Regions from separate parts of the Mus musculus genome. Here region 2 is linked to region 1. A link is a loop called in an ENCODE intact Hi-C map of the cell type or tissue named here. Cell type or tissue: gastrocnemius. All regions are shown on one strand. Links, peaks and the distances in the headings refer to the core of each region. The heading gives the core; the rest is flanking DNA.

Region 1 (12,448 bases), core at 2,184-10,183:
GTCAACAGAGGAAATGCTAAAACAGAGTGACAGTAACTGCTACTTACTGTCTGCCTGTAGGCCCAAGATTATGTCTTTCAAATGATTATAAATATCACCACTCAATGGTGTCATCCCATAGAATTTGGAAGCATAATCGAGTCGTAGGAGTAGCAGAAAAATTGCGGGCCACCAACCCAATGCCCCATGCAGCAGCTGTGTACTGGACAGCAGTGCCCAGTTCTTCACCCTCTTCGATGTCTCTAAAGATAAGTGTGCTATTGCCAGTGGGGCAGGATCCTTCCTTTTTAGTTCTGATTGCTCCAATTCTTCCCTAACTGCACATATTAATTTCTCTTACCTCTATTTCTCATTTATTCCTTATATTTTTCTTATGATGTATCATGCACAGTGATCAGAAAGTATAACAAATATGTTAAACACTTAAAGATCTCCACACCCTACCACAGTCTCCCCAGAGGTAACCCCTGTTACAATGATTTTTCTATTTTACTGCTTTAGACATTTTCTATCCATACACATACATAAATGTATACAGGTGACTCTCGTGATAAACAGCTTTTCTAAATTTAATTTTTATTGCTTCATAGGAATGACTCCATGATCCTGGCCTATGGCCTAATGGTTATGTATGGACAGGGAAGGGTAATCACTATGTGCCCTACCCATGAGACTCTCACTAGCTCTGGTTTGATCTTCTGGTGTCACAAGGAAGAGACCAAGTAGTTTTAAATGATACCACGTGTGAGAGTGGGAGATAAGGTGGCCACACAGTGCTTGTCTCACAAGCAGTGGGATGTGAGCTCAATCTCAAGAGCCCATATGAAAATACCAGACATGATGGCACACACCTCTGAGAGAAGGTAGCAACAGAAGGGTCCCTGGAACCTGCTGAGCAACCATTCTAGCCTCACTGATGATTTCCAGGCCAGCAAAAGACTCTTTCTCTAAGGAAGTAGATGACACCCCTAAAGATGAAACACAAGATTGTCCCCTAGCCTCTACAAGCATGCACAACCACACATACACTTTAAAATGTAGACAGTAGAAAGAAAGAAGGAAAGAAAGAAAGAAAGAAAGAAAGAAAGAAAGAAAGAAAGAAAGAAAGAAAGAAAGAAAGGAAGAAAGGAAGGAAGGAAGGAAGGAAGGAAGGAAGGAAGGAAGGAAGGAAGGAAGGAAGGAAGATTGGTCTATGTATGGATAGATAGATAGATAGATGATAGATGATAGAAGGAAGGAAGGAGAGAAAGAAAGAAAGAAAGAAAGAAAGAAAGAAAGAAAGAAAGAAAGAAAGAAAGAGAGAAAGAGAGAGAAAGAAAGATGATAGATTGGTAGATAGATAGATAGATAGATAGATAGATAGAAAGATAGATAGATGATGGAAGGAAGGAAGGAAGGAAGGAAGGAAGAAAGAGAGAGAGAGAGAAGAGAGAGAGAGAGAGAGAGAGAGAGAGAGAGAGAGAGAGAGAGAGATGCTACTATCATGTCTAGGCAGTGGTTCTGGCCAGTGAAACACATGAAGACCATGCCTCATATCCTAGTGGAAGGTCAAGGATACAACTCATTTTCCAGGTAGCTAGCCAGCTAGATAGCCATTTGTAATTTCTCTGGACACTTGAGAATAAAAATCATACCAACTGGATGGGGATCAGGGTAACCAGGACCATTCATCCAGGGTGCAGATGAAATGGAGCATCTTTTATATAAACGCTAAAGACAATTGAAATTTTAACTTTTTCTCTCCTTCTTAGAGAGTCTTACTATGTAGCCCAGGCTGACCTAGAACTCACTGTTTAGCATAAGCTGTCCTCAGATTTGTAATCCCTCTAGATACAGTAATTCATGTATCTGTAATCCCAGCATGGATTACCGGAAATGGGAGGCATAGATCATAGATGGAAGAATCACCAAAAACCACAGGCCAACTATGAGACCAGCGGTCCTGGCATGCACAGTAGAACACCACCAGGGGCTCTCTCTCAAACAGGGTAGGAGGAGAAGAGCAACACCCAAGGCTGTCCTCTGATGTTCACACACACAACCCCACTCACATACATGAACACACACACACACAAATTATGATCCTGCTGCCTCAGTCCTCCAAGTGCTGGTATTATAGGCGTAAGCCACAGTAAGCCGTAAGCTTGGACTTTCCTTTTGCAAGTCATGTCCAATAGCAACAAAATGGCCTCTGTTGAATCAGTTTTTGTTAAGACCAAAATAATATGGAAGACCAACCATTATTACATATTTTTACGCTGATATTTCCCTTACAAAATGAATGTTTTACCCTTAGTTGCATTGGAGGAGGAGGAGGAAGAGAAGGAGGAAGAGGAGGAGGAGGAGGAGGAGGAGGAGGAAGAGGAGGAGGAGGAGGAGGAGGAGGAGGAGGAGGAGGAGGAGGAAGAAGAAGTTATTTCTGGCTCCCAGTTTCTACCTTGCTCTCTGCTTCTGGTCCACCAATTTATGAACAGCCCCATCTTCCACATGCTCCATCACTATGACACTCTGCCTCACACTGGGTTAGAGTCAGTATAACCCAGGACTATGGACTGAACCCTTAAAACCTTGAGCCAAAACAGATAACCGCTTTCTATAAGTTACCTTTGGTATTTGGGGTATAATGAAAAATCGAATTTTTTTTAACTTAATTTTAATCTAAATTAGTTTAACGTAAGCTAGGACTGAGTAACAGGACTGGGGGGGTTGTTTAAGATCATTCTAGTAACTTCTTTGTTTGTGGAAGAAGAAATGCTATGGAAGGAAGGGAGCCAGAATGCGAGCCAGCAACTGCTTTGCAGCCACTGTGCTGGCATTTTTTAAATGTCTACTTATTAAATCATAAATGCAGCACCCACTACCTCTCTGACACCAAGACACAGGCTTGAGAGACAATCTCTTATTCAAACAGTTTGCCAATCTATCAATTCACAGAACCCATTGATGAGCCACCAAGGTCAATATTCAAAGCTGCTCCAGACGTACGGGAGTGTGATGGCAGGAGGCCACACAGAGGAGGAAAGGGGAGCTTTTCACTCAAAGTCTCATTTGACTAAGAGGTGGGGCAGGAACCTGACTCCCTTCCTTCCATCAGGACCCCAGGTTCACCTTGCTTTGCCCTCACATGAAATCTGGCATTGGGAAACTTGGGACAGTCTCCCTCTGTGACATTCTGAAGCACATGGCGTCTGAGAGCCACGGCAGATGTGACCATGACCTCTACAAAACTCTGGCCACCTGTGACTACTTCCTCATGCAGGGACCATCAACACGTGTTTCAGGTTCCCGATACAATTTTAAACAGAGACAAGCCACTGCATTCTGTATAAAGACACATTTTGCATGCATGGTAGAGTGACCACCAGCACTGCCCGAGGCACTACCAAAGCTTTCTAAGTGCTGTAGCATTCCTAATTGCATGGGATCAAGCAACACCATCAGCAGGTAGGTTAGAAGCATAGTCCTTAGCTGAGGGAAGCAACGAGCAAGAACCTGTGTAGGCAGCCAGCGCCCTTTCTCCTAAATCAGCTGACTGTCTCTAGTTGTTTCAGAAGCAACCGTAGGGCAGGCCACCACCTTTGCAAGTGCAGTAGAGAATACTGCCTTGGTACTCGGTTAGTAGCCGTGCCTGCTAGCAGTGATGCCCCTCTCAAGGTGCCTTTGAGATCATTTAGACTCTAAGGAAGTGTTCTAGCCCCGTGGAGTCACCCACCACCAGGGCCAGCAGGCAGCCTGGCTCAGGTTTCCTTCCTTGGTGTTTTCTTATCTGTCTCCCATGATGGCGAAGCCTGAGTGGGGTCAGGAAGCAGCACACCGCCTCTGTTTTTATTCCCGGTGTGGAAATTTTCTAATTATAGGTCACACCGAGAGTTTCCATTCTCCCCCACAGCCCTTCACCTTGTTTATGTAACTTAATAAGCAAAGACTCAGAGCCTTTCTTTAAAAGACTTAAACTAGGGAGCTTTTAATGAGGAATCAAACTCATTCTCTTATCTTTCTGACTAGTTAATAGCTGCCTGTTATCTGCTTTGTCTGCAGCCGAAATGACAATCTCCTTTCTGCTTAGAGTTTTACAGTCTGATTACGCCCTGCGTTTCCTGTGCCAGCCGTCAAAAGCAAACACACACACACACACACACACACACACACACACACACACCAAATAGAGCTCTTCCAACCTTCATAGAAGATAGGATACATCACAGAACCAAGAAATAAGCGTTATAGAGTTAAGATAGGTAAATCATGGTGCCAGTTTAATAAAGGAGCCCATTAAGAGAAAACACAGAGGTTTCAGACCGTTGCTATTCTTTGGAGAAGGCAAACTATGGGCTAAAAGTTTTTAAGAGTTGTATTCAAGTTGTGTAAGCAAGTCTTCCCTAAATCAGCTGCCTAAAGAGAAGGCTGTGTCATCTTCACCTGGAATCCACCAGAAATGGACTCAAGAACAGAATCTTTGGGGCAAGCTTCAGCAGTAGCAACAATGGAACCTAGAGAAAGCATGAAAAGTTCGTTTGTGGCAGATACTTCCTATATAGCTAAGACCGGCCTCAACTGTGAGATCACCAGGCCTCAGACTCCAAAATGCTGGGGACTACAACCTTACACCACCACGCCCACCTCTCAGTACCTTTACTATAAAAGGTAAAGCCACATTTATTAAGCCATCTTTTTGGTTTTGTTTTTATTTTTTTTAAGCCAGGAAAAAGCTATGGAAGAAATCAGCTGATCTTCTCTGCCAGGGTGTGTGAAGAGAATTCTCTTTTACAGATCAGCTGAACAATGAAACCTACTGAGGAAATGTTAAAAAAAAAATGTAGAATTTTAGCAAAGGCCCCCAACCCTGAGGATTGGCACTGATATTGAACTACTATAAAATAAACTGCTTGATTATCCTCTAGGGTCTGAGGAATGTATCTACGCGAAGGGAAATTAATTTAAGAAGCAGCCTGCCAAGTGGGCTCGGGGAAGGTGTTTTCTCTTCAGGAAGCTTTAGCTGGAGCCCTGAAGCAGGAAGGCAGGATTCAGAAAGAAACCAGCAGATCCCAGAGACTCAATGGGCTTCGTGCAGCAGACACACCATAGCTTCCTTCTCCATGTGGGGAAGAGTAGTTGAGGGGCCGTGGGGGCACGGAATGAATGCCATTGGACCATCCTTATCGCCATTATCTGGAAATTCCCAAGCACCGTTCACTTAGGGGACATTTGAGACTTAGACATTCTCCAGGCCGTGGGTTTCTTGACATCTTTTAAATTTCTGTTCCATTTTGATATGTGGGAAAGCCATACTACAGGGTCTCAGCTGGACTTCAGGATGTTCTTCCATGTGGAGATATAACAGAGAAAACCATCTGGTGTAGGAAGTGCCCGTCTAGTTTAAAGCCTTTATGATTCTATGAAAGATATATACTGTTATTATTAATTGGTATAAATATCTCCTGTACATGGATAGCTCTCATCAGCATTTATACCTACTATATTATTATACTTTATTCTTCCTGAGCATCACACCTGCTTTCTCTCCTTCTCAACACCCTTCCCCCAAGCCCTTTATAAAGCCCATTCTCTTAGGACCTAATCTAAGAATTCATCCAGGTCTGACATATATACCTCTGGGTGATTTACTAAAGCAAATTGTAAGAAACTTGCTAAGCTCCTAGAAAATTAATCAAGAAAATATTCAGGCTCATGAGGGGGAGGGAGGAGATAATGAGATTGCTAACCTACAGGTAAAAAGTAAACACCGTGCTCTTTAACACCTCAACAAGTGGCTGAGGTCCCCTGAGCCAGTTGAACCATTGCCCTGAGACCACAGCACACTAATGGAGACTCCAGGTCCACCACCAGCTCACACCATGTTTCTAGGCAAATTAGGTAAAAAAAAAAAAAAAAACAAAAAACAAAAAACAAAAACTCTTTCCTTGAGGAACTTCCATTTTTCACCTACTAACAACAACAACAAAAAATCATTATAATATAGTAGTAACGTTTAAAGGAAACCTATTTCTCTGGGGCAGGAGAGATGGGAGATGGTTCAGCAGCTAAGAGCACACATTTCTCTTGAAAAGGATCTCAGTTCAAATCCCAGCACCCATATTAGGCGACTTACAACTGCCTGTGACTCTAGTTCCAAAGGACCCAATGCCACCTTCTGGACTCTGTGGGTACCTGCACTCACATTCCCACACACGGATACACACATGTGCACATAATTCATATTAAATAAATAAGTAATACAATCTTTTAAAAGATATTTAACCTTCTGCTCAGGCTAACATTCCATGTAAGTATATATGAATAGGTTATGTCTGTGATGGAAATTATGCTCTGTGGACAGCCCTTTGTTCGGTCCATAACTTCCCCAGTGGTACTCACACCCGGATCATCTCTTGGATTTGTGGCTCTCAACACAAATTCAGAGAAGCTCTGACTTCCGTGCATGGCATCTAGATCAGCTCCAGGCACATGGTATGTTTTCCATAGTCGTTGAATGAATGAATGAATGAATGAATGAATGAACTAACCAATGGAATACTTCCTTAGCCTAAGAATCTACTGCAAATTCCTGACCTCATGTACAACAGGCTTTATGTTAGACATTTGTACACATTCCCTTGACCACTCAATTCTACCATAGTTACTCTTTGCCAAGTCATTTTTGAAGTCCTTCAACTGGTAACTTGCAAACCTGACAGGTCTGTCCTGCCCCAGGGGCTGCTATATCCATTATGAACACAGGACTTCCTGTATGGCCAGTCCAAGGGAGAAAAGGCACAAAAGGCCCATAATCAAATTCCCTTTTTTGCCTGCAGAGACAAAGTTATTCTCTGTATTCAGCCTAGACATGTAAAGAGATCTGTATTGACAGAGAAAACCAGGGATTTTTGTTGTTGTTGATGATGGTTGGTGTGTTTTTGTGTTTGCTTTTTTGTTTTGTCTTGTCACCTGTGAAGGTAACCCCAAGACTTACAACATCGTCTGAAGTGTCCCAGCCACTAGATGGCACCGAAGCTCAAATGTCACAGCACTGTAGAACACTTCAGCCATGTCTTAAAGAAGATAATAATACCAACAATAGCCAAGGCATCACTAAGCACTTGCTAAGTTCCAGGAGCTCTTCCAACATCAGTATGCACACCATTCTCTTGAATCGTTACAGCCCCTCGAGGTAGGTCCTGTAACACATCTATCTACTTTACAAAGAAGCTGAGCCTGACTGGCAAGTGTCTTAGCCAGGATCACACAGGTGCAAAGAGGCAGAGCAGAGACTGCTAACCCAAGTCAGCAGGGTGTGAGGGATGTTGGACTCCCCAGCCCAACATCCCTCACACCCTGCTGTTTCCTCCTCCAGAAACACTGACCTCTGACCTCGGTGTGCACATGAGCCGTGGCCACCACGGATTATTTTTGAAACCCCACAGTATGGAAAAATCCTCTCTCTGAGGGGAACAAATGAAACTCTCTTCAGGCCACTAGAGCACATTAGGCGCAAGCCAAGATTTATCTGTTCTCATATTTACTCAAGGGCGCAGCCTCCAAAGAACTCACCCTGGTGGTAAAGACCTGGATTACCGCCTATCCAATTTGGCTGCAGTATCATGTGGTGGAGGGTGCCCCAGGAAAAGCAGGAGACCTGGTTCTCCTTATTCATCCCAGGATGTAGACTATTTCTTGGCTTCTTGAGGGCCTGGGACTATATTTGCTAAAAAAAATAAAGACCAGTGGGATAAGGATATACTGCCAAAAATAGATACATTAAATAGAGAATAATGTGTGCTTTCCTCTTTCCAAGATGTGTGTGTGTATCTGTGTGTGTGTGTGTGTGTGTGTGTGTGTGTGTGTGTGTGTGTGTGTGTGTATCTGTGCGTGTGTATCAGGTGTTCACCTGCTGTTGTCGCTCAATGATGCGGTATTTTATGCTCTTCCCGGCTTTAAAACTAAGTAACTGCTTTGATCTTCCTGGTTCTTTTCTTTTATAACCAAAGCCTCTTTCCAAAGAACCATTTTTAAAACCCACATCTCACCAGAGCTGCTCTTCCTGGAAGCAACCATTCGCCCCATTATCAGTTCCTAACATAGTGTGAGGTCTTTCTCCACTCACATTCAACTGGCATCTTCTGCCTCAACAACTCCCGCTCAGCCCCCTCCTTCACCCTGAATAGACAGAGCAGATTCCAACCTCTAACTACCTTCATCTTTCTGTCTGCATATCTCTCTGCACCTGTTGGGACTCCACTGTCACCATCAGAACCTCTGGCCTTTCTAGGCTTCCTGACATCCTTTAGAAAATGATTCCCCCAGAATCTCACAGCAGAGAGATGAGAACATCACCTAAATCAGACTTCTCAGTCCTTCTCATCTTAAACTTTGCAGCCTGAAAGACATCTGACCCTATAGTGTTGGGATTGACTCTTCCCTGAATTCCTTAGTCTGAAGAATAATTACTGCCAGCCCCTAACACAACCTGGGCACACAACTCAGGCAGAGAAAGGAAATACTGGGATAAAGTGTGGAGCAGAGACTGAAGGAAAGGCCATCCAGAGACTGCCCCACCTGGGGATCCAGCCCAAACCCAAACACTATTGTGGATGCCAAAAAGTGCTTGCTGGCAGGTGCCCGATATGCTGTCTCCTGAGAGGCTCTGCCAGAGCCTGACAAATACAGAGGCAGATACTCACAGCCAATCACTGGACTGAGCACAGGGACCCCAATGGAGGAGTTAGAGAAAGGACTGAAGGAGCTGAAGGGGTTTGCAACCCCATGGGAAGAACAATAATATCAACTAACCAGTACCCCTGAGAGCTCCCAGGAACTAAACCACCAACCAAAGAGTATACATGGAGGGGCCCATGGCTACAGCCACAGCAGAGGGTGGCCTTGTCTGGCATCAATGGGAGGAGAAGCCCTTGGTCCTGGGACTCGATGCCCCAGTGTAGGAGAATGCCAGGGCAGGGAGGCAGGAGTGGGTGGCTGGGTGAGGGGAGCACCCTATAGAAGCAGGGGGATGGGATAGGGGACTTGTGGAGGGGAAAACTGAAAAGGGGATATTGAAATGTAAATATATAAAATACTCAATAAAAATTAAAAAAGAAAGAAAGATAGCAAGCAAAGGGCCCTATCATAAGAAGACCAAGGGCTATCGGGGCTTGAGAGTCCATGAAGATCCAGAGATTCCCAGCTTTGCCCTGCTTTTTACCTCTCTGCTGAAAAGTTGGGCCTCTGACAGCTGTCACTGTGGAATCCCAAACTAGCCTGTGACAAACAATGGGAAGTGTGACAGTTCCCCTGCTTAGGGTTTTGTGTGTGTGTGTGTTTTTCTTTCACAGGAAAAGCTTGACTGTGGCTGAATCTATGTTTAGACTGTTGTCTTTTGTGTTTGGTTTAGTAAACTGCATTTCAAGGCCCCCAGGATGTAAGCTATACTCATTACCTGCTCAATTTCCCCTCCAATAAGATTTTCACATCAGAATGATAAAGGACGAAGCCAAGCCCTGTGGAGTGTTCCTCAGTTCATGGAAACCGGAAGGGAGCCCAGCCATCTTCCTGATTGAAGAGCCTATCCACATAAAATAAAGCCAAACACGGGTTTCTTATCTGCCATGAAAATACGGTACTTTCCTTTTCTGTAAATTTGAGAACAATTTGAATCAAGGGAGAGGGGAAGGATCAAAGAAAGAGAAAGGAGGCTGACAGCTGGGGGGCCCTGTTTACCTACTCTGCCCTCCTCTCCCTGCAAGGAGTGAGCTAGTTGCAGCCTCAGCAGTAGTCAGAATTGTGAGGAAAGTGTTAGCCATTCTGAGTACTTGGTTAGGGCCTCCTGGTAAGAGTGAAATGAACAGCTCCCAATAAAGGCTAACAGAGAGAGCATCATGCACTGGTATAAATCATGACAGGAAGCCATTTCTCAGCAAGGGGTGCTCAGGAGTGCCTTCCCTCCACAGCCCAGCTACCCAGTGTTGTAAGAAGAACTCATCTCTAACATAAGTATCTGTACACAAAGGCACAGTCTGGACAGATGGAACACTTTTCTCAGGCCCTCTCACTGGCTAAATCCCAGGCTACTAACCCTATCCCCACCCCATGCCATCTCCACCCCACCCCCATCCTCATCCCCCATCCCCACCCTCATCCCTGCCCCCATCCCTACCCCATCCCCCTCCCCCCTCCTCTTCCATCCCCCCTACCCCTGCCCCACCCCCATGCCCATCCCCACCCCACCCTATCCCTACCCTCTTCCTTATCCTACACCATCCCCATCCTCACTCTCTTCCTTACCCATCCTCACTCCCACCCTCACCCCCATTCCCACTCCCACCCTCGCCCCAACTCCTGCCCAAAATGTCATATGAAACAAATACAGAAAAATAGGAGAAGGTAGACCCTTAAGAGATCTTAGACCTAAGAAACTGGGCTCAGGACTGAAATTCCTTACATAGGTTTGACATGACATTAAAGAATTCAGCAAAGTGAGCATGCCAGTGGCTACAGATCTCAAAAAAAATAAAACGCCCTAGCAGAAGCTAGCCCTGACTAGAGGAAAGGTAAAACCTAGCAAGACACAAATCTTTTGAGAATATCCATTCTTCCTCGACCAACAGCATGGCTGCCCCAGCTAGGATCCAGCAAAGGCTCAGTGAGGGACCCAGAATTCACTCTCTAATGACATTGGCAAGATGACTTCTGTGACTCAAACATTTATGTTCTCTCCTCAATTCACATTGAAACTTGATACCCAATAAACTGTACTAAGAGGCAAGAATTCTGTGTGGTGATGACTACGGCACCATCTTGGAAGAGCCCATAAGGTCCTCAGATGACACCGAACACACCAGTTCCCTGATCTGAGACCTTAAACCTCCAAGTCTGTGGAACTTGTTCCTGTTCTTAAAAAATTACCTATGTGGTATTTTATTTCAGCAGCATAAATGAGTTGAGACAGGAGCCCAACACCCCCATGCGGTCATGGGGTCAGAACCCAAGGACTTGATCTCTGCCAACTGACAACAGCACACAGACACACGGACACACACACACACACACACGGACACACACACACACCGACACACACACACACATCCACCTGGCAACACAGCACAGCATCAGTGGTGTGCTTGGGTTTTCACTGCAGCCCATCAGTAGGGAGGAAGTCCTCTCCCTCAATGCCAAGCTGAATCAGAGGATGCCTGGGAATGAGTCAGAACTTCAACCATCGTCCAACAGCAAGAGCAATCGCCCTGCATCAGTCCGCACCTCGTAGAAATGAATGTAAACTTACCTCCCCTCACAGCAGTTGTGAGGAACTCCCATTTCAGGTGATACACAAGACTAATGGGAAACACACACTTCCAGCTGGGAATAATAATCCCTTTCCTTCCCTTTCCTTGCTAGAGCTGCCCCAGAAAAAAATGCCAGGCTAAAACACGAGGCCTAAAGAAAACCCAGAGTCTCCTCTAATGTTATACAAATGGCTAAGAATTCCATACTAATTCACCCTATGATTAAGCCTCTGAGAGTTTAGATAGTTGCAGCCCCAAGAGAGGAAATAACTGACTCCCTCATATATATATCTCTCTCTCTCTCTCTCTCTCTCTCTCTCTCTCTCTCTCTCTCTCTCTCTCTCTCTCTCTCTCTCAACAGAGCCACAGAGGCCAGGAGGAATTGGCACCATAGGTCTCACGCTTTGAAACAACTGCTAACCCACAACTGTATACACAGGAAAAGTACCCCCAAGGAACGAAGGGAAAAGAAAGACATTCTCAGTGAATAGGAAGCTAAGAAAATGTGTCACCAGTGGGCCAACCCTAAAAGGTCAGCTGATGTCCTTCTACACAGAAAAGAACCAGTAAAGGAAGAGAAAGCTGAAATGGTGTGTGGAGAAACAGATCACCAGTTGCTTTGCTTTTCCTTCTGTCTCCCAAATTATATAAAACTCCTTGAGGTAGTTCTAGAGGTATATAGAGGAAATAATTAAAGTAAAATATATTAGAGATGGAGAGATGGTAAAGGGACAAAAATAGAGGTAGAGTTTTTATATTGAAAATAGTAAAATAATACCAGTAAAATTAAAAGCTATACAGTTCATAGTAAGATAGATTGGCAGAATGTGTTAAAACCATGGTGTAGCTTCTCTGACATTTCTAGGAGACACAATCTCACAGCAAAGCCCCTGCTTCTCTGGCTCTTACCATCTCTCCACCCCCACTTCTACAATGATCTCCTCTTCTACAAGGAGCCTCAGGCGCAAGCGTAGTGGTGTAGATGTATCAATTGGGACCGGGCTCCATAAGTCTAATAAATTGTGGGTTTCTGTAATGTGTTAAGCAAGGTTTCCTTGATGATGGGTAAAGACTTGTGGGTGTAAGGACAAACAGAATCAGGTTTGCCAGCATGGCTTCTTCAACATGATCTGAACAAGGACAACAGACAACACAAACAGACATGCTAACAT
Region 2 (12,448 bases), core at 2,826-10,825, 93 kb after region 1:
TTGATTCCCGTTCTGTGGGAACATCTCTGTACTGTGAGATCAAAGGAGAGAAGAAACATCCTTACGTGTGGTCGTGATACCTAGTCTAAACTAAATCTGCAATGCGGTATGGAGAGCAGGAGATCCTGCTTCACCTCCCCCTCTCCTTCTTTCTCTTCCCCTCTCCTCCCCCTTCTTCTCCTCCTCTTTCCTCCCCTTCCCAAAAGTATGGCCAGGTTACCCAAAATTCCCGCCTCTAAATAATTTTAGGAGATCAAAACGCCAATAAATGCATATTTTATCATGGGTAATATAGTGAGTCATTTATAAAAAACAATTACTGAGTGATTCTCTGTTGATTCATCTGGCCAGTCACTGAGAAGTTTTCATGGGACTAGCGAGGATTCTTTTGGTCCTAGGGAAAAAAGCTAAAGGATGAGGTTCTGGGTGTGGTCCAGGAAGACTAAAAAGAGCCACCCCTACTAATTTTCTGGAACTGGCCTGCCCTTATTGTTTGAGTAGTTTGTCCTGAGACCATGGGAATTGCTGTGGCTACAGTTAATTGCTTTATCGTAAAGACCAGACTATGGAGAGAGGCTGTTGTATGCTCCTCCGATATGCAAATTTGTATGTTTTACTTGGAACCTCAGCTTTGCTTCTGTAAAGTGGGAAGAAGAATAATACATATCTCATCGCAGGAGCTCCTGGGAAGCCAAAATCAGCTCATGAATGGGCAATGCTCCACAAATATGAAGGAAATTCCAAGGACCACGTCTGGTCGAGAAACCACACATTTTGGTATTTATCCGAAAATCCTCAAAGGTTATGTATCCATACACAAACAAACACTAACACATATGCACACCAGAAAGAAAGAAAGAAAAATCTGTGCATGGAAGTTTAGATAAGTTTTTCTACAAAAATGTCCAAAGTGTGGATGAACCCAAGATGCCTGTGAATGATATGAATAGACACATCCATACAGAAGAGGTTGCAAAATCCCATGTCAGGATCTGTCTCTCTGTCTGTCTGTCTGTCTGTCCATATCTCTGCCTGTTGTCTACAGATCAAGATGTAAAGCTCTCAGCTACTTTTCCAGTTCCATGCCTGCCAATGGGCTGTCACACTCCCTGCCCTGATGATAATGGACTAGCCCTCTGAAACTGTAAGCAAGCCCTCAATTAAATGAATTCTTTTATAAGAGCTGCCTTGGTCATAGTGTCTCTTCACAGCAATAAGACAGTAACTAAGCAAGGGGGATTCATTTTCAGCTATACAGCACTGTACCTCTAGTTAGTCATGCTTTGGCCATTAAAAGCATGGTAAGCAGATATCTATTAAATGTTCTTATTACAATAAAGTTCAGTCAAATAATAATGTTAGTAAATCTCAGGTTCAGGTCACAAAACATGGAATTTCAGAACATTTTCTTCCCAAAAGAATAAAGCAATCAGCTTGAATTTAAACCACTGCTGTCCCTACCTAATGTTCAGAGTCCATTAAGTAGATTTTAAGTCCAAAAAAGGAAATAAGTAACAATCAATCGGTCACTTTCACAACAGAACTGAAATGATTCAGATCATAATTCAACATTCTTCCTAAGCAATTGTAGAAAAGGTTTGCAGCCTATATCTTCATCCTAGCCACTATAAATAGTACTCTTTTCTGTTTATGGGAGAGGGGGAAAAAAGGTTTCTCTAAGAATGTGGTGTGCAAAATGAACAGCCCACTGGCTCTCTCTTTGTTGTAGAATAGGAGGCAATAGATACCTCTGTCTCCTCAGCTGGACAGCTCCAAATAACCAGAGTGAAACACTGGGCATCAGGCTCAGGAGTTGCTTGACAACACTTTCTTCTTGTACCCTAATATGTCCCATACTACTAGATATGTTAGCAAGTGGCTGAGATTGGCCTGTGGTTCCCTGTAGAGAAGATTCATGTTTTTTCCTTTTGGGGTTGCTGGTCCTTGTCAGGTTATGGGGTATTAGCTAATTATTCCTTTTGGTAAATCTGAGTGACTTGTTACCCCAAGGATATATAGGATCCCAGAATCTAATCTATATAGATCCCAAGAGTCTGAAGTCCCACACAGTAATAACTTTACCAATTAGTGAAGTTTTTGGTAAACATAAGAAAATAACCACCTCATGTCGAAGAAATCTCTTATGCCTGCTTGGAAGCTTTGCCTGTCAAGTACAGATAATTGGCCTATAGCTGAGGCAGGAAATAGAAGGCCAGAATTCTCGTAGGAAGCAAGAATTCTGGGACAGAGCCAGGTGTGGGAGATTCACCTGGGGACGTGGAGGAGCACAAAAGCTTAAGAGCTGAATAGAGGTAACCAGCCAATTGGCAGAACTTAGAATAGAATAATGTGACAATTAATACATGAGCTAGTCAGGGAACAGCCATACCTTATGGCCAAGGCATTTGTAAGTATAATTTGAGTCCCAGAGCTCAATTCTGGGAGCTTGGGAAGAAGAGGAAAGACCCCCCTCACACACTTTTACAACTTCATACTAGACTTGCATAGTGTAAGAGTAGAGATACGTATTCCAACATGCGATGTGTGAGCACACTCATAAACAAAATACTAAAATAAATAAAAATAGTATCTCTCCAGGTGACTATAAAAAAAACAAAAACAAACAAACAAAAAAACCCCTCTTTTTATATTTATCAGCAGACATCCTAAAAACCTGAAGACAATTTGGGCCCCAGGTAAGGTTGCGTGCTTGGGTAGCATATGCAGGGATCTAGACCCCATCCCAACACTGTCCCCTACACACACACACACACACACACACACACACACACACACAGAGAGAGTTCTTTCACAGTCACAAAACAGGTATAGGTATGACACAAAATCTCATAGCTAAAATCTCTGAAAGGCATAAAACTTCTCAAGGAATGTTAGTGTGCTTCAAACATTTCAAAATAAGATCTGAGGAGGCTGGGGGTGGGGCACAGTCAGCAAGGGGTTTGCCTAATGTGCAAGAAGGCTCTAGCTAGGTTCAATGCCCAGGACCACATCAACTGCTCATGGTACGCAGTGGCACATATCTGTAATTCTAGCACTATGGTGGTAGAGGCAGGAGGATCAGAAACTCAAGGTTAGCCTCATCCACATAGAGAGTTTGAGGTCAGCCTTGACTACAAAAGACCCTGACTTAACAACAAAACAAGCATGATGGCAGACACCTTTAATTCTGGAACTTGGGAGGCAGAAGCAGGCATATCTCTATGGTCTATCTAGCAAGTTCCAGGCCAGTCAAAGCTACATAGCCTTGTCTAAATCCAAAACAAAATAGAAACAAGGACAGTGTCCCTGAGGGGCTCTGGATTGGCCCCATTGTTCTAAGCATCTTCTCTAGTTTCCGTTCTAGCAGGAAGCAGACTGGGGAGGGACACACGCCCCCCACCCCATACACACACACACACACACACACACACACACACACACACACACAGAGCTTAGAGAGTGTATATGGGCTTCCCCAAGGAAGACATATTTGCTACAGAATAAGATATGAATACAATGCAAATTAAAATAAAAACAGAAATGAAATGTCATTTCCCCCCATCTTAATATGGTGATATTAGGAAAGTGTTCAATGTTAGAATTTCCAGTGTGGAGGAGGTTTGGAGGAATTGAGCCCTCTTGGACAGCTCGATCAGAAGCATAGTATGACCACACCCTCACAGTCAGCCTTCCACGTGAGAGCACGGCCTTGCTGTGGAATCTCAGCCCTGCCACTTAGCACCTGTGAACTTGACCTAGTATCTTCATTTTGGAGCCTTCAGGCAGGCAGGCCTGGGTAAGTGAATGGAGCTTAGCAACCCGGGCATAGTAGGGAGTCAGGAAACTAATCCTGTTGGAAGCAAGGTGCTGGCTGGCCCTTGTGAGTTGGAATTCAATGAACAGCAGCATCCTGTAGAGACTGCTTATGGTCTCCCATCTGTTCTCCCTAACAAAACAAAGGCAAGGAGATTTCATGTGAGCCTTCACACTACAGAAGTCCACGGTCAAGAAGTCCATTGCCCATCAACGTTATCACCGGACTTTACGCTGGCTGCCCTTGAGAATTCCATTACCTAATGTGACTCTCCCAGCAGCTCTGCCAGGCTATCAGCACAGATGGTATTTGTGTTTCCAAAGGAGGAAATAAAGGTTAAGAAGCTACGGGACTTGCCAGTGTCACTTAGGAGCAGGTCAGAAGGTCAAATCAGTTTCCTGTGGTTGTGGAGCCTCTGTGGGAACACCTCTGCTACTCACCTTATCCCAGTGACCAAGAGATTCCAGGTAGTCAGGGCATGGGACAGGTGGGGGAGGTAAGAAGGAAGTCCTAATTCACACCAGTCACTATCTGTCACCTGCCTGCTCTACAAAAAGGAAACCAAATGCCCATTTCCTCTGTAAGAACGTTCCTTTCAATTAAGCCCCTCACATAATTCAACTCCACTGTGCTTGAGCCAGCCTTGGGCACAGGGTGAAAGCACTCAAAACAGGCCGCTGTCGTCTGCTCTTCTCCGTGAGGAAGTCGGCCCTCTTTTCCAGCTCACCCCTCCTTCTCCAAGCTCACCACACAGGAAAACTGTTCTCCATGTTTGCCTGCGCTCTTCTGAGTACTGAAAGGCTGTCCTGTGGTCATATGCCACCTATAAATTCACCAAAATACATCTTCCTTCCCCATTGAAGTGACACGACTTTCTGGCCTAAGTGGCTTTGTTTCTAGCCAACAACAAAAGAAGGAATCTGATTAGGAAAAGTCTCTTGGACTGGTTTTCTAGATCCTTTAATACAGTTCTTCATGTTGCAGTGAACCCCAACCGTAAAATTATTTCCGTTGCTTCTTCACAACTGTAATTTTGCTACAGTCGTAAATTGCAACATAAATAGCTGTGTTTTCCCTATAGTCTCAGATAACCCCTGTGAAAAGGGTGTGTGAGTACTCGAAGGGGTCTCGACCCACTGCCTTAGAGTGAACTGGTCCCAAGAGTTGCAGGTCCTCGAATGCAGTCACACTCTATTTAGGAAAGGGGGAGGGGGAAACACAGTGGAGGAGGTGGGGAAGAAAGGCACATTCTACCAGAAAATGTACAACATTTTTTTGCCTGTGAACACATTTTCACCTGTGAATCCCCAATCTCCTCACTTCCCGTGTGTGTGCGTGTTTGTGTGTGTGTGTGTGCGTGTGTGTGTGTGTGTGTGTGTGTGCGTGTGCATGTGTGTGTGTGCGTGTGCGTGCGCGTGTGTTCTGCTTGCAGTTCTAGATGTGTGTGTGTGCTCTCAATGGTTCCTTTCGCCGTGCCTGGTGCTTCCTGCCTATTGTGGTGGTGATGGACGCTTAGGAGCTCTGGAACCCTCGAAAATAAACTCATGGCTCTAGCTGCATATGTAACAGTGTGGTGCTTCATCACAGCAATAGAACAGCAACTAAGACACTTTGTCTGAGTCATTAGATAACCCAATGAGAACTAGGACCAGAAGAAGCACTTTGCTCTTGGGCTTTGGTCTAGACAAGTTTGGTTTATGTTAAAAAGGCAGCTTTGTATCACTGAGAATACCTTAGGCTTTAAAAATTAGAGGACAGTTTCTGTTTAGCGTTTTGTTGACTGCCAAGTTAAAGAGAGAGAGAGAGGGAGAGAGAGAGAGCAAGCTTCCTCCATATAATGTAGAAGATAGAATTACTTATGGAGTCAGGCAGACTGGGTGCAAATTCATTCTCTACCCTGTAATAGATGCTCCAGGACAAGTCAGTTACTGTCCACACAGCCGTTTCCTCTTCGAAAGTGGAGGTGATGGGCAGTAACTACCCCATCGCTTTACTGTGGCAGTTGTGCCTCACATCAGTCTCTGTACACAACACCTAAGGTATTTCCTAACCTATATTAGCTCTCACTAGAGAGTTACGCAGACAGAAGACCAACAACAGGCTCCTCTGAGATTGGACACTGGAGCAGGAGCAGTGACACATGCAAGCTCTCCGGGGGACTGCTGTGGCAGTGGCACAAGGCTTAATGGGAACTGGAGGTCAACTTAATCTACACCGAGAGTTTTAGCTAGCCTGGACTACATAGCCAGATGCTACCTCCAAAACAAAATCTAACGGGTGCTGGGCACGTCTTCTTTTTTTTTTTTTTTTTTTAAAGATTTATTTATTTATTATATGTAAGTACACTGTAGCTGACTTCAGATACACCAGAAGAGGGCATCAGATCTCATTACGGGTGGTTGTGAGCCACCATGTGGTTGCTGGGATTTGAACTTCGGACCTTCAGAAGAGCAGTCAGGTGCTCTTACCCACTGAGCCATCTCGCCAGCCCCTGGGCACATCTTCTTAAGACTATGTTTTATTATGAGAAGACATTCTTCCGGAAGATGCAGTCTCTTGGATATGGTGTGGCTGGAGTAGGGATAAGATGACCCCGTGGAAGTGGAGGTTAATGACTGCATGCATTGGTTCCTTTCCAGAAAATGTAACACAAGCCTCACAATACTCCTTGTATTAGGCAAAATGGAAAAAGAAATACTTTCTTTTGCTCCATAAAAAATTTTACCAAGTTATCTGAGCCTGACAGAAGCTCGTGAGCAGTTTTCCTGCCTCCATTGTTATTCCATTAAACATCTGGTTATCAAACCCGGACCAAGGATATTATATAATTGGAGATCAACTTTATACCTTGCCCCCAAGAACAGATAACATTTCCTTCTGTTGGTCCAGAATACAGAGCACATAAGGCTTACCTTCCATAGATCATAGTAACGAAAATTACAGAATGAACAAATCAAGAAGGGATTGCATAGGTAATATTAAGTTTGCTCAACCGTTTAAAAACAAGTTTCAGGGAACAAAATACAGGGCATTAGCGCCATCTGCAGGCAGAAGTCCATTTGAAATGGGAGGCGGATGAATCATGAGAAAGGGTACTGACTGATACAGGTGGTGGTACAGGTGGCAGATGTGGCCCACCCTGCATCCTCCAGTAACACCCATGTGGCTACTGAGCATCTTCGGTTTATGTTGTTTCATTTGAAATAGGATCTTACGACACTCAGGCTGACGCTCCTGACTTGAACTCCAGATATCCCTGCCTCCTTTCCCTGACTGCGGAGCTCACAGGCATGAATTCCTTCAAGAAGCTGATATCGGGAAAGTTCAAACTGAGTTGTTCCATAAACACAAAATACAGAATTTAGAAAGTATAAAGTGGAGAAAAGGCTGTGAAACGTATTGAGTACAGTGTTTATATTGTGATTACAGTACATACGGCTACTTCACTATTATTACAACTATTATTTTTACCTACTCACTGTGACTGCTAGAGATGTGAAAGTTCACATTGACACATACATATATTAAGTTCATAAATAAATATTTTTTTAAATTGAAAGGGTTGGCAAGGGGTCAGCAAGTAAGGTCATTTGCCACTAAAGTCTGACTTCCTAAGTTCAGTCTCTGGACCCTCACAAATATAAAGAAAGAACTAATTCTCTCCTTCTAGTCATTTGTTTTCTGACTGTCACATGTGCATACACACACACACACACACACACACACACACACATATATATATACATATACATATATATATATATATATATATATATAACACAAACCTGTTATATATATACACATATATACATACATTTGTGTATATATACATGTATATATATATGTGTGTGTCATATATATGTATATATATATACACACACACAGTAATGGCTTATATACATATATATGACTAAATAAATGTAGACATATGAAAGTTAGTATATAGCTCACACCATCTGTTTACCAGGTGACACCAACTTCCGCCCTACTTTGCAAAATGGGGGCCACAGACAAGCTGCAGGCTCACATTCGTTACCCAGGAGCTGGTTAGAAACACAGACACTCAGGCCCCCATCTTCGGTCTACCGAAGCAGAACTTATAGTTAAGCCAAACCCTGGGGTGACTCTTGTGCATATTGTGTTTGAGACTGGCTAACATAATCCAACCTCCTGGTAACTCAGAGTAATGGCTTGTCTGTAGTTATCTAGCTGGCTCCCCTAAAATCTGATTCCCCAGTGGTGTTTAAAGTACTGCATGTCCCCCAGCCAATACTACCTCACCCAGCATACCACTGATCTCTTCAAGGTACACACACACACACACACACACACACACACACACACAATTGCTACTGCTACACTGGGTGGAGGAAGGGCACTTGAAAAGGAAAAGGAAATAAAATATTTTTTAGATATGTAAAAAGATACCATGTCCTTGGGAATTTTCATAGCATATTCTGCATTTGTGCAAACCGCTCACTTACATAAAGAACCTGTGCTTTCTAAGCCTATTGCTACAAATAACATACTTCAACCAAGAAACACAGAGTTTGGAATAAGACACATGTATCCTAGCTGCTGAGTAAGTAAAGACCTGTAAAATCGATTCCTCCACACTATGTAGACAGGAGGAAGGGTTGCCATTTTGACATGGGGCTCCTTGCAGGAGTGTCTTATCCACTGGAGGTCTGGGTTCTCACAATACAGTTAGCACATACAAAACCTTGAGACAAACTTTATCAGATGAAAAGATTTATTCTGCTGATGGGGTTCTACATCTAGGGAACCCTGCCAACTCTTACATTGCCACATACAAATTCAAGAAAACACTATAGCTTGTGATGAACGCTGCTTTCATGCCCAAAGCCCCTTGTAACCAGGAGCACTGTTAAAAGAAAGTTCAGACTCACACGATGCTTGATAGACAAAGGACAGTGTTGCATGGAAAGATGAGGTCTCCCTTATAATAATATTGGTGGATAATTCTTAGGGGAGACAGGGCTTGAAGATTATTTCATTCGTTTTGCAGAGATCTTCTTATGATCTTGGTTAAGCCTAATCAATTTCCCGTATACAGCACATGCAGTCCACTCCTTTCTCTCACAAAAGATCAGGTTTTTTGCATGTCAAATGGAAAATGAGTTCTCTTGGGAAGTGGACCTTTGTGCCATATGGACTGATTATACCAGAGAGGATAGGAGATACATTTACGACGTTCTGTTTAATATGATGTAAGGCGGAGAGGAAGGAAGGCTTGCCTCCCACTCTCTTCCTCACAATTGTCCCATTTCCTCATGTTTTACCCATTACTCATGTCATGTTTTGTCATTAACCTAAATAAAATAATAGGACTCCGGTCCCACTTGATATATAAAATAATAAACTCATGATGAACTAAAGAGGGATGGTGGTCACATCAAATTGTTAAAATAGTAATAGCAACAGAAGTACTAGACTCGAAGTTTAACTTATACCTATCATTGACTTGGAGTGAATGCACACTGACAGCATTTCTTCTGTTCACAGATGTGCACCCACATGTTAACACCAGGCACTGCTGTGGGCACCAGAAGCACAAGAGGAAACTGAGCAGCTCCTGCCATTTGTCTTAGTGAGAAAAGACAAACAGTAAGCACACAGTAACTAGGTGCAAAGAAAATCAGAATGTAGCCAGACACGTGAAGAGCAAGGGGAGGAAGATGGAGGAGACAGCAAAAACACAGTAGATATCTATCGCCTCATAGGGAAGACGGCGTGGTGCACTGAGCCACACATAAAACCCTACTAAAAGTTGAACAACATAAAGCCAGGCCAGCCAGAGTGGAGCAGACACCATTAAGATAAAAGAAGTTGAGTGTGGTGAGACAGTGATGCACACATCTAGTCCTAGCACTCAGGAGGCTGAGGCAAGAGGGTTACAAGTTCAAAAACAGCCTGGGCTACTAAGCAAGACTGTCTATTAAATAGATAAATGGAGTAGGGAGATGTCAGCGGGATAACAGCATGGGGATGATTCTGAGTATGAGAAAAGGCAGGCTTCAGAGATTCATCTGTGATCCAGCATCGTTGCTGCAGAGAACCCTTGAGCTGCTACATAGGAAATCAAAGCAAGTGGGTGAGACAAGCTGGAATTCCCCATGTGCTAATCCTAGTGATAGATGCTTATGACTTGGACCAGGATGTTGGTGCTGATGCTGGAGATAATGAAATAGCATTCTTTAAGTCCTGGGGATTGAACCTAGGGCTTCACACATGCTAAGCAAGCAACCTAGCACTAAGCTATATTCCCAGCTCTAGAAGAAAATTTAAAATGTTTTGAATAAATTAATTATTTTAAATTGGCTAGATGAGAATAAAGTTCAAAGGGAAGGTTAGGGTGGGAATTTTTGGCATGAAATCAGTCTCTGGGACTCCACAAGATCACTTAAGGACAAGCAAAGATGGAGAGAAGTAGAGTTTGAGAGGCTGAGTCTTAAAAGAGCCAATACTGGGTTTTGTTTAACCATCCAGATCTTTAGAAATGTCACTTAAGTGAAATGGCTGTCTCTTCGGCCTCCATGCAAAGTGTCTGCACTCCTCACTAGGTGCTTTGTACTGGAAGCTGCCCGATAAATATTTGATGAGTGGATCGATGGATGGATAGATGGATGGATGGAGGACTGGATGAGATCCAGGCATTGTGTGGAGGCATTACCAAAACCAAGGCAGGAAAGGTTGGAGGACCATCTCAGTACCTTTCTCCACTGTCATCAATCACTGTTCTATCTGCTTTAAAGAGTTTGAGAAGGGAATGGGCTGTGAGGCTCACCAGATTCTGGGCTCTTACTTTCCCAGAAGCCAGAAGTTAAGTAAGACTGTCACATGAGGCTAGAAAATTGACAGGGAGGTGGTTAACCCTTCAGACCTCAGAATTTTTATTACATGGTCTTTTATGACTTGTTTCTGTGGGCTTGTGTTTTTCAAATCCTACTTTAATACATGTAATATGTTTTAACTTCCCTTCTAGCCCACCATCAACCAGAGGCAATGGAGGAAAAAAAATGGTTAACAGGACAAAGGAGGAGGTGGACCTGTTTAGAAATAGTTGCTTGAGGCAAATACAATCTGTGTTGTCAGGATATCAGCAGTTGAGTTCACACAAATCAAGAGTAGTAGCTTGATCCACTCACAAACATCATTCACCAATCGGCAACAACAGTTCAATCCAAAAGAGGCTCTGTCAATTGGCCTGAGTTCGCAGAAGCTGCCAGAATGCCACCAAAAGTTCTTTGGTGTGTGTTTCTCTATGAATTCACAACAATCAACGATCAGCAAAGAATGGTAAGGCGAACCTATACCACACGGCGGCATCATCTACTGTCTGTTGGGTTAATTTATACTCTTTCCAAGCATGGCATGTTCTCTCAAGCTCCCACTCTGCAAAACACAACATGCCCTTTTTCCAGGCTGCTTCCAGAAAAACACCACTTGTCTGCTCTCAGCAAAATATTCTCCCATGTGTCTGCTTCAGAAAAAAAAAATCTTCTCACAAGACAATTTCCAGAAAACATTACATGACACAACTGAGTCTCCAAAGAAACCAGAAATGTCTACTTCAGGTTTCTATCCCTTAGAATGTAATCAAGGAGTATCTTTGTTGTCCTATGTCTTGCTCCACATGGCCAGATATTCTATTGTATACACATACTATCTTTAAAATCTAGCTGTGCACAGAGACCCTCTGAAATGTTTATCATGAATAATGCTGCCATGGCATCTGTGGATATATTTGTATGTGGATGGATCTGTTCTGTTCCAGAGGGTTTATGGTTAGGAGTAGAAGTGTTAGAGCTAATAGCTCCATTGCCTATCTTTGTGAGGGAGTTTCAGACTGTTTTCGAGGCTCATGACATTCCCACCAGTATGTGGGGTTTTAGACTTGCCCATATTTTGGCTAACACTGGTTTTCATTTTGTTTTTCTTATTTTAGACTCCTCGGTGAGCATAAAGTATCACTTCCTTTAGGTTTTCCTTTAGGTTTTTGATGTGCCTATTGGCCATGTATAGGGTCTCACATATGCTTCTTCTGAGCCACACCTCTGGGATGAGGCTTCCCTTTTTGATAGGCCCACAACATTCATTAGTGGTGAGACTTTGAAAATTTTAAATTGAGTTCTCTCTCCATGGTTCCTCTATAAAATGACCATAACTAGGTCTGACCTCAGGAGGTCCAGGTTTAAGTAATTTAATATATCAGACACTTGTGACAGGTCAAGGTGATTAGAAAGCATCTTGTGTGTGCTAGCTATTGTCTCCAGCTGAGTTGCAAGCTGCTTTCTTCCAGAACTTCTCATTTCTTTGGAAGATCTCTGGGTGATTTCTATGTCTAATACCACAGCCCTGGCCTCCCCCCCCACTGCCCTCCAGAGATGCTGCTTTATCTACTCTGCTTTTATGTACACACAGGAAAGATGCTTCAGGGTATATGGAACAATTCCTTGCCTGCCATATATACAATGTCTCATCATGGTTATCTTATTGAAAACTTATGTATGTATGTATGTATGTATGTATGTATGTATGTGTGTGTGTGTGTGTGTGTGTGTCTGTGTGTGTGTGTGTGTCTGTGTATGCAGGTGGGTGATATAGGTCAAT

Evidence for each region. Peaks named below come from ENCODE experiments on the same cell type or tissue, not always from the same donor. Only the 100,000 strongest peaks of a DNase experiment are listed, where the experiment ranks them.
Region 2: a loop joins it to region 1, with 5 times the contacts of the local background. A loop is called at or near these places in 18 of 42 quality-filtered maps.

What each region holds. Positions count from the first base shown.
Region 1 is chr5:76,019,467-76,031,914 of GRCm38, forward strand. No RefSeq gene overlaps it. Among named protein-coding and RNA genes, the nearest start is that of Gm32780, 17 kb to the right of the region's middle. In gastrocnemius, for the core only: a CTCF peak has its summit at 6,986 (motif pointing right); a DNase peak (open chromatin) is centred at 6,995; H3K4me3 peaks cover 319 bases; H3K27ac peaks cover 4,712 bases.
Region 2 is chr5:76,111,764-76,124,211 of GRCm38, forward strand. No RefSeq gene overlaps it. Among named protein-coding and RNA genes, the nearest start is that of Srd5a3, 22 kb to the right of the region's middle. In gastrocnemius, for the core only: a CTCF peak has its summit at 6,861 (motif pointing left); DNase peaks (open chromatin) are centred at 3,912 and 6,859; H3K27ac peaks cover 1,098 bases.